Regions from separate parts of the Homo sapiens genome. Here region 1 is linked to region 2. A link is a contact called in ENCODE Hi-C data. All regions are on one chromosome and are shown on one strand. The core of a region is the stretch at or near the end of the contact, and the rest is flanking DNA. Distances in the headings are between cores, read along the strand shown. Region 1 overlaps LOC105371840 (a long non-coding RNA gene). Region 2 has its middle 41 kb from the start of MRPS23.

Region 1 (6,752 bases), core at 1,629-4,128, 240 kb after region 2:
CCTCTTTGGCCATAGTCAAGTTGTTAATGGCAGAGACAGCTGAGGGCACTCTGGGGATGTGGTAGAGAGTTGAGGGGAGGTTGGAGCAGGGCAGGGGGTGCAAGAAGTTGGGAGCCCAAGCAGCTGTAAGTGAAATTAGGAAAAACTTTGGAGGCCTCCCATTTCCCTTTATTCTCTCTACTTCTCCTCTTACCAGTCAGGATCCAGTCCTCCTATAAATCCACGAAAGTATTTAATAACTGAATATCCTTGATATGGTTTGGCTGTGTCCTCACCCAAATCTCGAACTGTAGCTCCCGTAATTCCCACGTGTCGTGGGAGAGACCCAGTGGGAGGTAACTGAATCATGGGGGCAGGTCTTTCCTGTGCTGTTCTTATGGTAGTGAATAAGTCTCACAAGATCTGATGGTTTTATAAAGGTGAGTTGCCCTGCACATGCTGTCTCTCTTGCCTGCTGCCATGTAAGACATGACTTTGCTCCTCCTTTGCCTTCTGCTATGACTGTGAGGCCTCCCTAGCCGTGTGGAACTATGAGTCCATTAAACCTCTTTTTCTTTATAAATTACCCAGCCTCGGGGATGTCTCTATTAGCAGCATGAGAATAGACTAATACAATGCTCAAGGGTATTAGGAGAGAGTTCTGGTATTCCAGAAGGTTCTGGAAACCCAAGGCTCCTTCCCCCAAACCAGAAGGCAAGACCTGGGTGCATAGGAGAGAGGATTTCTCCCTCCTGACTCTCTTGGCATCAGATTCTCCACTTCTCATGATAACCATGCAGTCCCAAGTTGGAGACTTTCCAGGACAGTTTCAGTTTTAAATATTTTATCCTATTGTCCTCATAGGTACTTGTGAGGCCACATGCCCTGATTTTGTTATGGAGAAAACCCATAAGTACAATAATCCTAGCTCAGAGTATTTCCTGTTTGGCTGAGTTTACATAAATCTTGCCCTTCCCTGGCACCTAGGCATAGTGGTATTTGGAAGATTTGCTGGAATCCCAGCTAAGGAAAAGTTAGCTTGCAAGTTAGTATAGGAGCAAAGGATGGGTGACCTCCATGTTTCTTGGGAAATAGCTTAATTCTGAAGCCCCCCTAAAAAGAACTTATGCAAAAACCCATTCTCATTATGCTCTGTGGCTTTAGAGAAAAGCTTCCAGGTTTTCAGAATTCTCTCTCTCTCAATAGCTCTCTGATGAAAAAAAAATCCCTTTAACAGGAAAAGAGGCCTGGCACAGTGGCTCATGCCTGTAATCCCAGCATTTTGGGAGGCCAAGGCAGGTGGATCACCTGAGCTGAGGAGTTCGAGGCCAGCCTGGGCAATATGGTGAAACCCCATCTCTACCAAAAATACAAAAAATTAGCTGGGTGTTGTGGTGTGTGCCTGTGGTTCCAACTGCTTGGGAGGCTGAGGTGGGAGGATCACTTGAGTCTGGGAGGGGGAGGTTGCAGTGAGCCGAGATTCCATCTCAAAAAAAAAAGAATGGAGAACAGAGGCTTTTTTTTTTTTAATGTTTAAAAAGTTAGTTTTTTAAAAAAAATTATTATTATTATACTTTAAGTTTTAGGGTACATGTGCACAATGTGCAGGTTAGTTACATATGTATAAATGTGCCATGCTGGTGCGCTGCACCCACTAACTCGTCATCTAGCATTAGGTATATCTCCCAGTGCTATCCCTCCCCCCGTCCCCCGACCCCACAACAGTCCCCAGAGTGTGATGTTCCCCTTCCTGTGTCCATGTGTTGTTCTCATTGTTCAATTCCCACCTATGAGTGAGAATATGCGGTGTTTGGTTTTTTGTTCTTTCGATAGTTTAGGAACAGAGGCTTTTAATCCATGGTGAGAGATGAAAGCTAAGTCACCTCTTCCTCTTGGGGCATTGTTTTTCACACTGAAGGTTTCTGGATCCTGACCTTTGGCAAAACTTTAAAACTGTTATATATATGCTAGAAGAATATATAAAATATATAATGTAAACATATGTAACATAAATTAAAATATATAATATAAATTGGAGACTATGTATAAATAGAATGTGATAGAAGGGAAGAGAACAGAACATATCAGAATGCATTGCACTTGGTTTGTGTGAGTGTGGTTTCATGAAACTTATGTTTCTGTTTTATTTACTGATAGGTATGTGTGCCTTTGGTCACTGTGTAAAATGTATTTTGTCCTGTCGATCACAGTTTAAAAAATTTGAGGCCACTCTCCTAGGAAAGGTCATGCAGTTCCCTCTGTTCACACTGAACTGACACTGCTAAGGCAGACCCTCCCCTGAGAGCTGGTTCCATAGGCGTGGAGAAAGGAGTTGCAGGCTGCTGAGCACCTGTGCAGGGGTGAGACAAACATTGCAGAGAGGGGAGAGGAAAGGGCCAGAGTAGAAGCCACTTCTGTCCCTTTTGCAATAGTAGCTGCAAGGCACCGAGTGCCAACAGCACACAAGGCCTTCTGCCAAGTGCCTTAGATGAGTTGTCCGTTTCAAGTCTCACCACACACCATAAGAAAGAGGAGTACTATTATTACTGTCCCATTTTATAGATGGGGAAACTGAGGCTTACTTGCCTGCGGTCACATTGCTTGTACATTGCAAATGAAACTTTGTCTTAAACCCAGGTGAGCCCAATTTTTCAGGCCATGCTCTCATGCAATCACAGTAAACAGTTCCTCTTTGGGGTCTGGTGTTGGCCCAGCATCACCGATCAAGGTCTGCCAGCCCACACCCAGAGTGGATTCAGGGCAGGCAGGGCCAGGAAGTGAAGGAGCCCAAGTTCTGCAGCCCAGGGCCCCCGGACTGATGGCTGCGAGGGTGGCAGCCTGTTTCCAGCCCTGCTCCTGCTCGCTGCCTGCTTTGCCATCGCAGAATATGCTGCTAATTATAACCAAACACAATGAGCAATCGCAGCCTGCTGGCGGTGGAGCACTCGTTAGAGGTCTGGCAAGCTTTTCCTTCGACTTTCCCCGCAGCCTGAAGGCGGTGGCGGCAGGAGCCCTTGGCTCCAGCTCCCTCCTCCCCTTCCCGCTCCCTCTGCTCTGGGCCGGGTCCACTCAATTCCATTAGTATTTACTTAGCTCCTACTGTGTACAGGCTCTGGGTTCAGTGCTTGAGGGTGGTGCGGAGTGGGTGGAATTAGAGCCAGGCCTCTGTTCTTGCCTTCAGTGAGTTCACCGTCTTCGTTTTCTCTTAATTAGAATTTTAAAAGCCAGGCGCAATGGATTGTGGCAGTGAGAAGAGAGGTTTTGCTCAGCTTTGTGTACCTGACAGTTTCTTTGAGGCCCCTTCTTGGGTTTTGTGACATTTCTTTTCTGCCATTTGATAATGTGAGGGCACAAAAGTGCTTGCTCTGCATACATGATCTCTGGTGGTGCTCATTTGTCCCAGGGAGAGAAACTCTTTCCAAAATCTTGGAGAATGTACACCTGGGCCAATATAAGAGATGCATAAGACATTACAGGCCTTGGAACCCAGAGAAGGAGATTCTGAAATGCCTATGCTGAGGGCTCAGGAATCTGGGAAGGGTGTGAGGGGAAAGACAGCCTCAGATGGTGGGACATCTGCCTCTGGTTCTGGGGAAATACACACAGCTATTTCTGGGTTGATCTTCAGCCAAACTTCAAAGTAAGTCAGATTTATCTTTTGGTCCCTTCATCTCTCTCTCACGCTTCCTGGCATCTAAATTCCTTCTGGTGTATCCAAGGGACATTCTTCCTGCCCCCTATTAGGGCTTCCTTATCTGCCATCAACCAATCACATTAAGGTTTTTTTGTTGCAAATTCATCAAGATATGATTCCTCCAGGGAGCCATCATGGATGGTAGGGATAGTCGGGTCCTGTTTACTGAGGAGTCCTTGATGCCTCCCTAGCAGAATGACTGCCCAGAGCAGTAGAGCATGATAGCATGGTGCATATTTGTGGAGCGAATGAATGAAGAGCTGGGAGCAACACCAGAGAACATCTGGTCCTCATTTTGCTGCGGGGGAAAAACAATCTAAGGCCCAGAAGTAGGGTGACCAACTGTTCCAGTGTGCCAGGGACTGAGAGCATTTCCAGCATATGGGACTTTCAGTTATAAGACCAAGCAAATTGGTCACTTTATGATGGGTTGTGATGAATAAACCAGTATGAGCTGTATGAGAAGGCAGGGAAGAGGTGGGATTTTTGTGCACAAAAAAGATGGGAAGCACCAGACAGGGGAGAGAGCAAAGGCCTGGAGAAGGCAATTTTTAAAAGAAAAATAGACAGAGCCAATACATATATGAAAAAAAAGTTCAGACTCACCAGTAACAAAATACAAACTAAAGCAATTTTCACCTATTTCTCAAGGATTTAACACCATGGGAACACCCTGAGAAACCAAGCACTTTCATTCACTGCTGACAGAAATCTAAACTGTTTCAGTCTTTCTGGTGGGGAAGTTTGGTTCCAGGTTTTAAATTGTTTGGTCACCAGGCATAGATACCTTATGCCCTGTTTTCTTAGAATTTGGCCTTAAGGAAATAACTGGAGATATGATCAAATTTTGGCAATTAGGGAGGCCGAGGCAGGAGGATTGCTTGAGCCCAGGAGTTCAAGACCAGCCTAGGCAACATAGTGAGACCCCCTTTCTTTTTTCTTTTTCTTTTTTTCTTTTCTTTTTTTTTTTTTGGAGACTGAGTCTTGCTTTGTCACCCAGGCTGGCGTGCAGTGGCACGATTTCAGCTCACTGCAATCTCTGCCTCCCAGGTTCAAGTGATTCTCCTGTCTCAGCCCCGCAAGCAGCCGGGATTACAGGTGCATGCCACCACACCCCACTGATTTTTGTAGTTTTAGTAAAGATGTGGTTTCACCATGTTGGCCAGGCTGATCTTGAACTCCTGACCTCAGGTGATCTGCCTGCCTTGGCCTCCCAAAGTGCTGGGATTACAGGCAGGAGCCACTGTGCCTGGCGAGACCCCCTTTCTACAAAAATAAAAAAATTAGCTGGGCATGGTAGTGTGCTCCTGTAGTCTCAGCTACTTGGAAGGCTGAGGTGGGAGGATCACTTGAGCCCAGGAGATCAAGGCTGCAGTGAGACATGATCAAGCCACCGCATCCTGGGTAAAGACAGAGTGAGACCCTGTCTCAAAAAAAAAGTTTGGGGTGCAAGGATGCTTATTTCCTTATTACAGCTTCATAATAAAGTCAAATTGGAGGACGAGCGCAGCGGCTCATGCTTGTAATTTCAGCACATTGAGAGGCCAAGGTGGGAGGATCGTTGAGCCCAGGAGTTTGAGACCAGCCTGGGCAATATAGTGAGACCTCATCTCTACAAAAAATTTAAAAATTAGCTGAGCGTGGTGGTACATGCCTGTAGTCCCAGCTACTCAGGAGGCTGAGGTGAGAGGAGGCCTCGAGCCCAGAAGGTCGAGGTTGCAGTGAGCCGACATTGCATCACCATACTCCAGCCTGGGCAACAGAAAGAGACCCTGTCTCAAAATAAAATAAATAAAGTCAAATTGGTGTCAACCCAAAATTTCCTCTTAGGAGGCTGAATGAACAAAACAAATTTCTTGCTGGTCTTTCTGGTGGTCGGCCCCCACCCAGTTTTTAAGCCAAGCAATTCAACTCTCCTTTTGTCCCCCTTCCACTTCAGGTTTATTCCCTAAGCCTATATTTTAGATGCCAACAATTCTCTCCCACAGAGGAATTTTGCCATTGGCCCTTAAGCTAGTTTTTCTAGTCATTCTCAGCTTGCATCACTCACACGGTGCGTAGGCTGTTCTGCCCCTTGGTGCGGTTACTCTGGTCAGAGCATTTTTGGTTGTAAATAACAAAACCAACTCAGGCTATCTCAAGAAGAATAATTTTTTTAAATGGTAGCAGATATTGTTGGATGTGGGGAAGTAAGCCTCAAAGGAGGCCCACCTAAAATACCTCTGGACTGGCTGCTCCTCAATAGACTGGCTTCTTTCTCATTTGACCCAATACTGAGTTTTAGTCTCTGACTCTGGCCCTTACTATGTGCCCATAGGCAAGTGACATAAGTGTGGCTTCATCTGTAACAAGGGGATATTACTAGCTTTTATCACATAGAACTTCCTAGGTGGCAGGCAGTATAATAAAAAATATAACAGGCCGGATTCAGTGGCTCACGCCTGTAATCCCAGCACTTTGGGAGGCCGAGACGGGTGGATCACCTGAGGTCAGGAGTTCAAGACCAGCCTGGCCAATGTGATGAAACCCCATCTCTACTAAAAATACAAAAATTAGCCAGGCGTGGTGGTGCACACCTGTAGTCTTAGCTACTTGGGAGGCTGAGGCAGGAGAATCACTTGAACCCTGGAGGTGGAGATTGCAGTGAGCCGAGATCACACCACCACACTCCAGCCTGGGCGACCGGGTGAGACTCAGTCTCAAAAAAACAAAAAAACAAAATTTGGTTTTCATGCCCAGTTCCTGATACAGAGCTCCTAGAACCCTTGGAATTTCCAGAGTGATTTTTTGTTATTGATAAGGAGCCTCTTTAAACCACACCTGAGTTTATGCTCATGAGATGGCCCAGGATGGGGTCCCTAGAGAGCTTCAAGATGGGGGCTGACCACCAGAAAGACCACGATTAGAGGGAAGAGGGTAGGAACTTTCAGCCTCACTCTCCCCACCACCCCCAATTCCTGGAGGCGGAGGAGGGCTGGAGATTGGGTCAGAAAATCTTTTGAACAAAGAAATTCAAAGAGTTCCAAGGTTGGTGAATGCAGAAGACAGAGGCTTCTATACTCGGCATCCATTCAGATCT
Region 2 (6,900 bases), core at 4,370-6,869:
AACAATGTATGAGAGTCCCTGTTTACTCACACCGTTGACAACATTGGATGTTATCAATCTTTAATTTTTGCCAATCTGATGACTGAAAATGGTATTAATTGTTGTTTTATCTTGCAGTTCCCTGACTACAAATACAGTTGAGTGTCTTTTCATGTACTTATCAGCTATTTGTATTCTCTCATCTGTAAAATGTTTGTTCATAGGCTGGGCACAGTGGCTCACACCTGTAATCCCAGCACTTTGTGGGGCCAAGGCAGGTGGATCACCTGAGGTCAGGAGTTCAAGACCAGCCTGGGCAACATGGTGAAACCCCATCTCTACTAAAAATACAAAAATTAGCAGGGTGTGGTGGCACATGCCTGTAATCCCAGCTACTCGGGGGGCTGAGGCACAAGAATTGCTTGAATCTGGGAGGCGGAGGTTGCAGTGAGCCGAGATTGCGCTATTGCACTCCAGCCTAGGTGACAGAGCAAGACTCCATCTCAAAAAAAAAAAAGTTTGTTCATGTGCTCTGTCCATTTTTTAAAAGCTTTGTCTTTTTTTCTTATCAGGTTACATATTAGGAATGTTGTTTCTTGTCTGTTGTGTGTATTATCATTAGTCTTTTGACTCAGAGTGACTTGATGATTTTTGTCCCTTCCTTCTCAGCTTCACTCGTGAATGTCAACTTTCACCATTTTTTCTAACTTAACCGTCAAAGATATGGGACTGGGAAGAGGCAGACCATGACCATAGAACAGAGAGGAGGCTGAAGTCATAAGAGAAGAGTTTGCTCTAGGAGGCTGGGAAAACCAAGTTGGACAGCATTTGGCATCTATAATACTCTTTGTTCTGCTTTAAATGGTCCTCCTCTTATGGGAATAGAACCCTTCTCCCATATCCCTTTAGCCAGCTCACTCCTACTCATCCTTCAAAACCCAGCTCAAACATCACTGCCTCTGAAAAGCCTTCTCTGATCCACCCACAAGCTGACCTGGAGACCCCTCTGTGCATAATTCTATTCTAGCACTCGTCACATCACCCCCTGACCCATCAGTTTCTTGTCAGTCTCCCTTTCAGACTGAGTGCTCCTTTAGAGCAGGACACTCCCTGAAGCACAGTTCCACCCTCAGGATCTAGCCCCTCTGAGAGTATTCAAAAAAGGATTTGAACAAATTTAGCAAATTGTTCTTCAGCAGCACTGTGCCAGGTGCTGTGGAGGTGACAGATGGATTATAGCACATGACCCCTGATCTCAGAGAGATCAAAAACTAGCTGAGACATAAGAACGCACTAACATTGAAACAACAGCCTGTGAAAGCAATTACATTTAAGTAGACTATTATGTCATTGAGAATGCACGTGTTCCAGAAGGCCTGGGCTGCATGTGCGGGGGGCACAGGAAAGAATCAGGGAGAATGTGGGACTTGATTTGGGTCTTGGTTGTGGGCGAAGTCTGGATGTGGGACTTAAGGGTGGGTGGGATTTGGACAGAGGGTAAGAGGAAGTGAGGGCAGCTGGTAAGAGGGCAATGGGCAAAAGTATGGGTGTTATTTTTAAAGACAGGGTCTTGCTCCATCACCCAGGCTGGAGTGCAATGGCACAATCATGGTTCGCTGGAATCTCAAACTCCTGGGCTCAAAGTGATCCTCCTGTGTCAGCCTCCCCCGTAGCCAGGATTCTTCAATACCTCCATAATATTCTATAATATTTAAGTACTAGAAACAGTGGAGGGACTGAAGTGACCAGAGCAGAGAGTTTGTGCTGGGAAGAGGAGGAAAACTGAGTTGGACAGCATCTAGCCTCCCGGCAAGGAATTTCTGAATTATGGATAAATATGCATATTGCCTCCCAGATTCCAAGAGCTGATTATGGCACTCTGCCACGTATGCTGAAGATGTGTTCATGTGTTTCTCCCACTCAACTGTGGGCTTCTGGTCAGTCTGGAGTGTAATTGGCAGAATAATGCCCCTCTCCCCTTACCCACCCCCACGCACAAAGATGTCCACAGCTTAATCCCTGGAACCTGTCAATACGTTTTGTTACATGGCAAAAAGGAATTAAGCTAGCAGCTGGACTTAAGGTCACTAACCAACTGACTTTAAAACAGGGAGATGATCTGGATTATTGGCGTGAGCCCAATGTAATCACATGGATCCTTCAAAGTGGAACAGAAGCAGAGAGTCAGAGGGAAATGTGACTACAGAAGGTCAGGGTGACACAGTGGGAAGGATTTGGCTCAATGTTGCTGGCTTTGAGAATGGAGGAAGGCTGGGCGTGGTGGCTCACACCTGTAATCCCAGCACTTTGGGAGGCCAAGGCAGGCAGATCACCTGAGATCAGGAGTTGGAGACAAACCTGGGCAACGCGGTGAAACTCCATCTCTACTAAAAATACAAAACTTAGCTAGGTGTGGTGGCACATGCCTGCAAACCCAGCTACATAGGAGGCTGAGGCAGGAGAATTGCTTGAACCTGGGAGGTGGGGGTTGCAGTGAGCCGAGATTGCACCACTGCACTCCAGCCTGGGCAACACAGTGAAACTCCGTCTCAAAAACATAAAAAAGAGAATGGATGAAGGAGGCAAGAAGTCAAGGAATGTGGGGGGCTCTAGAGGCTGGAAAAGGCAAGGAGATAGGCTCTCCCCAGAGCCTCCAGAAAGGAACATGTCCTTGCCAACATCTTGATTTTAGCCCAGGAGACCCATTTCGGACTTCCAACCCAGAAAACCATAAGACAATTAGTATTGTTTAAGGTAGGGAGGCCCCGACCCCCAGGCAGTGGACCGGTACCAGTCAGTGGCCTGTTAGGAACCGGGCCACATAGCAAGAGGTGAGTGGCAGGCGAGCAAGCATTACTGCCCAAGCTCTGCCTCCTGTCAGATCAGCGGTGGCATTAGATTCTCATAGGAGAGTGAACTCTATTGTGAACTGCGCATACGACGGATTTAGGTTGCACACGCTTTGTGAGAATCTAATGCTTGATGATCTGAGGTGGAACAGTTTCATCCACAAACCATCTCCCCCCACCCCATCCCCATCCATGGAAAAACTATCTTCCACAAAACCAGTCCCTGGTGGCACAAAGGTTGGGGACCACTGGTTTAAAGCACTAAATGGAAGGTAATTTGTTACAACAGCAATGGGAAACTAATATAGGAGGGACCTATATGTGCATACGTCTCATCTGTATTTACATACATGCATAACTTGGCTCCAGTAAATTGAAGTGTTCAGAAATGATTACTTAATGAAATTACATAAAGAATTCCTTTCGGTCAGGCGCGGTGGCTTATGCCTGTAATCCCAGTACTTTGGGAGGCTGAGGCAGGAGGATTGCTTGAGCCCAGGAGTAACAAGACCAGCTTGGGCAACATAGCAAGACTTTATCTCTATTAAAAATAAAAAAAATTTAGTCAGACATCGTGGTGCATGCCTGTGGTCCCAGCTACATGAGAGGCTGAGGCAGGAGGATTTCTTGAGCCCAGGAGGTTGAGGGCTGCAGTGAGCCATGATCATGCCACTGCATTTCAGCCTGAGTGACAGAGGGAAGAGACCGTGCCTCAAAAATAAATTATTTTCATCACAGTATTATTTACAGTAGCAAAGACATGGAATCAACCTAGGTGTCCATCGATGGTGGGTTGGACAAAGAAAATGGTGTACACATACACCAAGAAATACTATGAATCACTAAAAGGGAATGAAATCATGCTCTTTGCAACAACATGGATGCAGCTGGAGGCCATTAGCCTAAACCAATTAACGCAGGAACAGAAAACCAAATACCATGTGTCCTCACTTATAAGTGGGAGCTAACCCTTGGGTATTCACGGACATAAAGATGATAACAATAGACACGGGACTATACTAGAGTGGGGAGAGAGGGAGGCAGGCAAGGGTTGAAAAACTAACTCTTGCGTTCAATGCCCACTACCTGAGTGACAGGAATCAATCATACCCAAATCTCCACATCACACAATATGCCCAGGTAACAAACCTGCACCTGTATCTCCTTAATATAAAACAAAAGTGGAAATTATTTTTTAAAAAAAGAATTCCTCTTGTTTCAACATCTCTCCCAGAAAACAAAAACCGAACTCCATCCATATACCCATTGCTTGTAGCCGTGTGCTTCAAGTCAGTTTGCTCTTTAGCACAGACTTTGATTTCGCTATTATAAATAACACTATAGCCAGCCAGGTGCAGTGACTCACACCTGTAATCCCAGCACTTTGGGAGGCTGAAGCGGTGGATCTCTTGAGGTCGGGAGTTTGAGACCAGCCTGGCCAACATGGGGAAACCCCGTCTCTACTAACAGTACAAAAAAATTAGCCAGGCACAGTGGTGGGCGCCTGTAATCCCAGTTACTCAGGAGTCTGAGGCAGGAGAATCACTTGAACCTTGGGAGGTGGAGGTTGCAGTGAGCTGAGATCACGCCACTGCACTCCAGCCTGGGCAACACAGTGAGACACCATTTCAAAAATAAATAAATAAATAAAACTAGAGCAAGCATCTTTCCTCTGTTTTTGATGAAATTTGTTTATCCTAAATGAAATTAATGAGTCAAAAATGACGCACATTTTGTGTGGCTCTTCACTCATTTAGCCAGCTTACTTTCCACAGAGTTTGCACTAATCTACACACTCACTCACAACGTGGGAGAGCACCACCCTCTGCCACAACTGGGCCCGGCAGGGGACACATGCACAGTCCCCTCCTTGCACATTCAACTTTTTCCTGCTCCAATATCGACTGCATAACTTCAGGCTCAAGTGGGGCCCTCCACAGTAAGCAGAGATCCTAAACACTGCGTTGTGGTAGAAAAAGTGATTTCTCTGTAGCCACAAGGAACATTCTTTAGGGATAATGCTGGTCCAGGAGGGAGGAGTCTGAACATCCCTAGTTTATTTTATCAGCAATTGCAATGAGAGGGTTTTGTTTGTTTGTTTGTTTGTTTGTTGGAGTTGCAAGAGATGATCTGCCTGTTCAGGGAGCTGGTCATCTTCCACTGCCCTCAAATAGAAAGCCTGGAAATTGTACCTGACTGACCCAAAAGAAAAAGCTGGTTTATTTAAAAGTCTGGTTCCTTTATCCCCTTTGCAATACAGTGGTAGGTTTTTGGTTTGTTTTGTTGGTGGTGTTTTTGTTTGTTATTTTGTTTGTGTTTTTAACGAGTTCTTTGGTGACTATGCTAAAAAGACCATCATGGAAGCAAGAACATCAATAATTTTTTCACCCACTTCCAGCCCCCAGGACAGAGACAGACCTGGAGGCTTCATCGTCCCTTAGGACTGACTATCTTCCTTGCTTCAGGGAAGAAAAAAATCGTATGACAATGTTGCTTGCCTTGGCTTGCCTGTGGGTGTGGGGGATACAGTCCAGGCACGGAGAGGCACCCGAGTAGGAGCAGGATAAAAGGGCCTCCCAGAGATTTAGGCTCAGAGACTCCAGGGAGATTGGGCAGTCGCTGTCCCAGACGCTATCATGAGCTCTCAGCCTGATGCTTCCATGTGAAATGGGGCCAATCAGATCTAGCCCTAGGACGACAGTCCCCCCCTGCACCCAGAGGCACAGTCTGGGACTCTGGCAGGCCTAAAGTAACTAGGTTTTGCCTGCACATGTTTGATCCAAAGAGTGGAAAAAGCCTTTGGACTCCGGAGGTCTTCACTGGGGTCCTGGCCGCTCTCCAGACTTTCCTCGTGACCGGGGGCCTTCGGTTCCCTGGGCCTCGGGTTCTCTCTCTGTGAAGTGGCCAAACAATCCTGCCTCCCAGGGAGCGAGCACGCGGCTTGTCCGGGGAGAAAAGAGCAACAAATATTTATAAATCCATCACTGAGGTGGCGCTGAAACAGCTGACGGAGCGAAGCCTGACCCAGTCGGGTCCCGGGCCCTCCACGGGGGTCTGCGTCCTCCCGCTGCCTCCCACCCACCCCTGACAGGGCGGGGCAGACCTCTCGGGCAACTTCCCAGACTATGAATTTCCTTTGGCACTTTGAGGCTCCCCCAGGAGGATTCATGAGACCGCAGCAGGAAATGAGGAACATATTTTTAAATCAGAAGGGGGAAGCAATGTCTTTCTGTCAGATAAGTGGCCTGGATCCAGGGCTGAGAGACTGTGGCGCATTTCTCCTCGCAGACAGCAGGTGCTCTTCGAGATGTGGTTATGGCAACAAAATAAATGATGGATAATTGCTTTTGTGACAACTTGCCAATTAAATTAGACTCAGCAGAATAACATAATGACAATTTGTTATGCTCCGATGGGCACTAACATACCGATCATAATTAAATGCTATGACTGAAATAGAATACCGCTCAACGCAGGAATATACAACCCCAATTCCCTCTCTGTGAAACTTTATAGGTTGAGGCTTGATTTTAATTTCAGGAAGATAATGGCATTAGCTCATATCCGAGTGGGTTTGTGGAGAGGCCTGTGGTGAGGGGAGATGGGCCTGAGCAGGAAGGCGATGCCTGTAAGGAAACACCCGGGGGGCTGAACTCCAAGGTCAAGGGGAAGGGCTGAGGAGCCCTGTCGTGAAAATAGTGCTTGCTGGTCTGGGAAATGGAGGCAAAGGAGGAGCAGAGCAGGGAAATGGAGGCAAAGGAGGAGGCCCTCGCCCATGGTCTGCAGTGACAGGGCCCGTGCTGTGAACAACTCCAGGCCTCCACGCTGAATGTGTGGGGCATGTCCTTGAACAAGGAGCCCAGACTCACAGGTGATGTTAAAGAGGAGCTTAGGGGCGACTTGGTGCTAGGCATGTACAGCAAGTAGTAGAAGTGAGAAGTCCACTCAGTCTGCAGATGCCCTGCCTTCCCCTGCCCCTGGTGACAGCTGATTGGGCCAGAAGTGAATAGCTGACCCAAGGTGGGCCAATCAAATTCTTCCTCTGGAAACTTTGCAGGTGAGCTACTGAGCT

The links. A loop is a pair of places that touch in the nucleus more often than their neighbours do.
Region 1: a loop to region 2 is called in a map of Right ventricle myocardium inferior, with 5 times the contacts of the local background. The contact joins two enhancer-like sites. A Hi-C loop is called at or near these places in 1 of 168 maps with a recorded cell type or tissue (Right ventricle myocardium inferior).

The regions. Positions count from the first base shown.
Region 1 is chr17:58,044,018-58,050,769 of GRCh38, forward strand. It overlaps LOC105371840 (a long non-coding RNA gene), which reads right to left. Exons shown (of 4, transcript XR_001752951.2): 4 at 6,349-6,752. Among named protein-coding and RNA genes, the nearest start is that of DYNLL2-DT, 36 kb to the right of the region's middle. Within about 2 kb of position 2,879, at least 2 of the 41 ENCODE cell types and tissues checked have a DNase peak (open chromatin) inside an H3K27ac peak, as active enhancers do.
Region 2 is chr17:57,805,330-57,812,229 of GRCh38, forward strand. No RefSeq gene overlaps it. Among named protein-coding and RNA genes, the nearest start is that of MRPS23, 41 kb to the right of the region's middle. RefSeq lists an enhancer at 5,298-6,184. Within about 2 kb of position 5,620, at least 16 of the 41 ENCODE cell types and tissues checked have a DNase peak (open chromatin) inside an H3K27ac peak, as active enhancers do.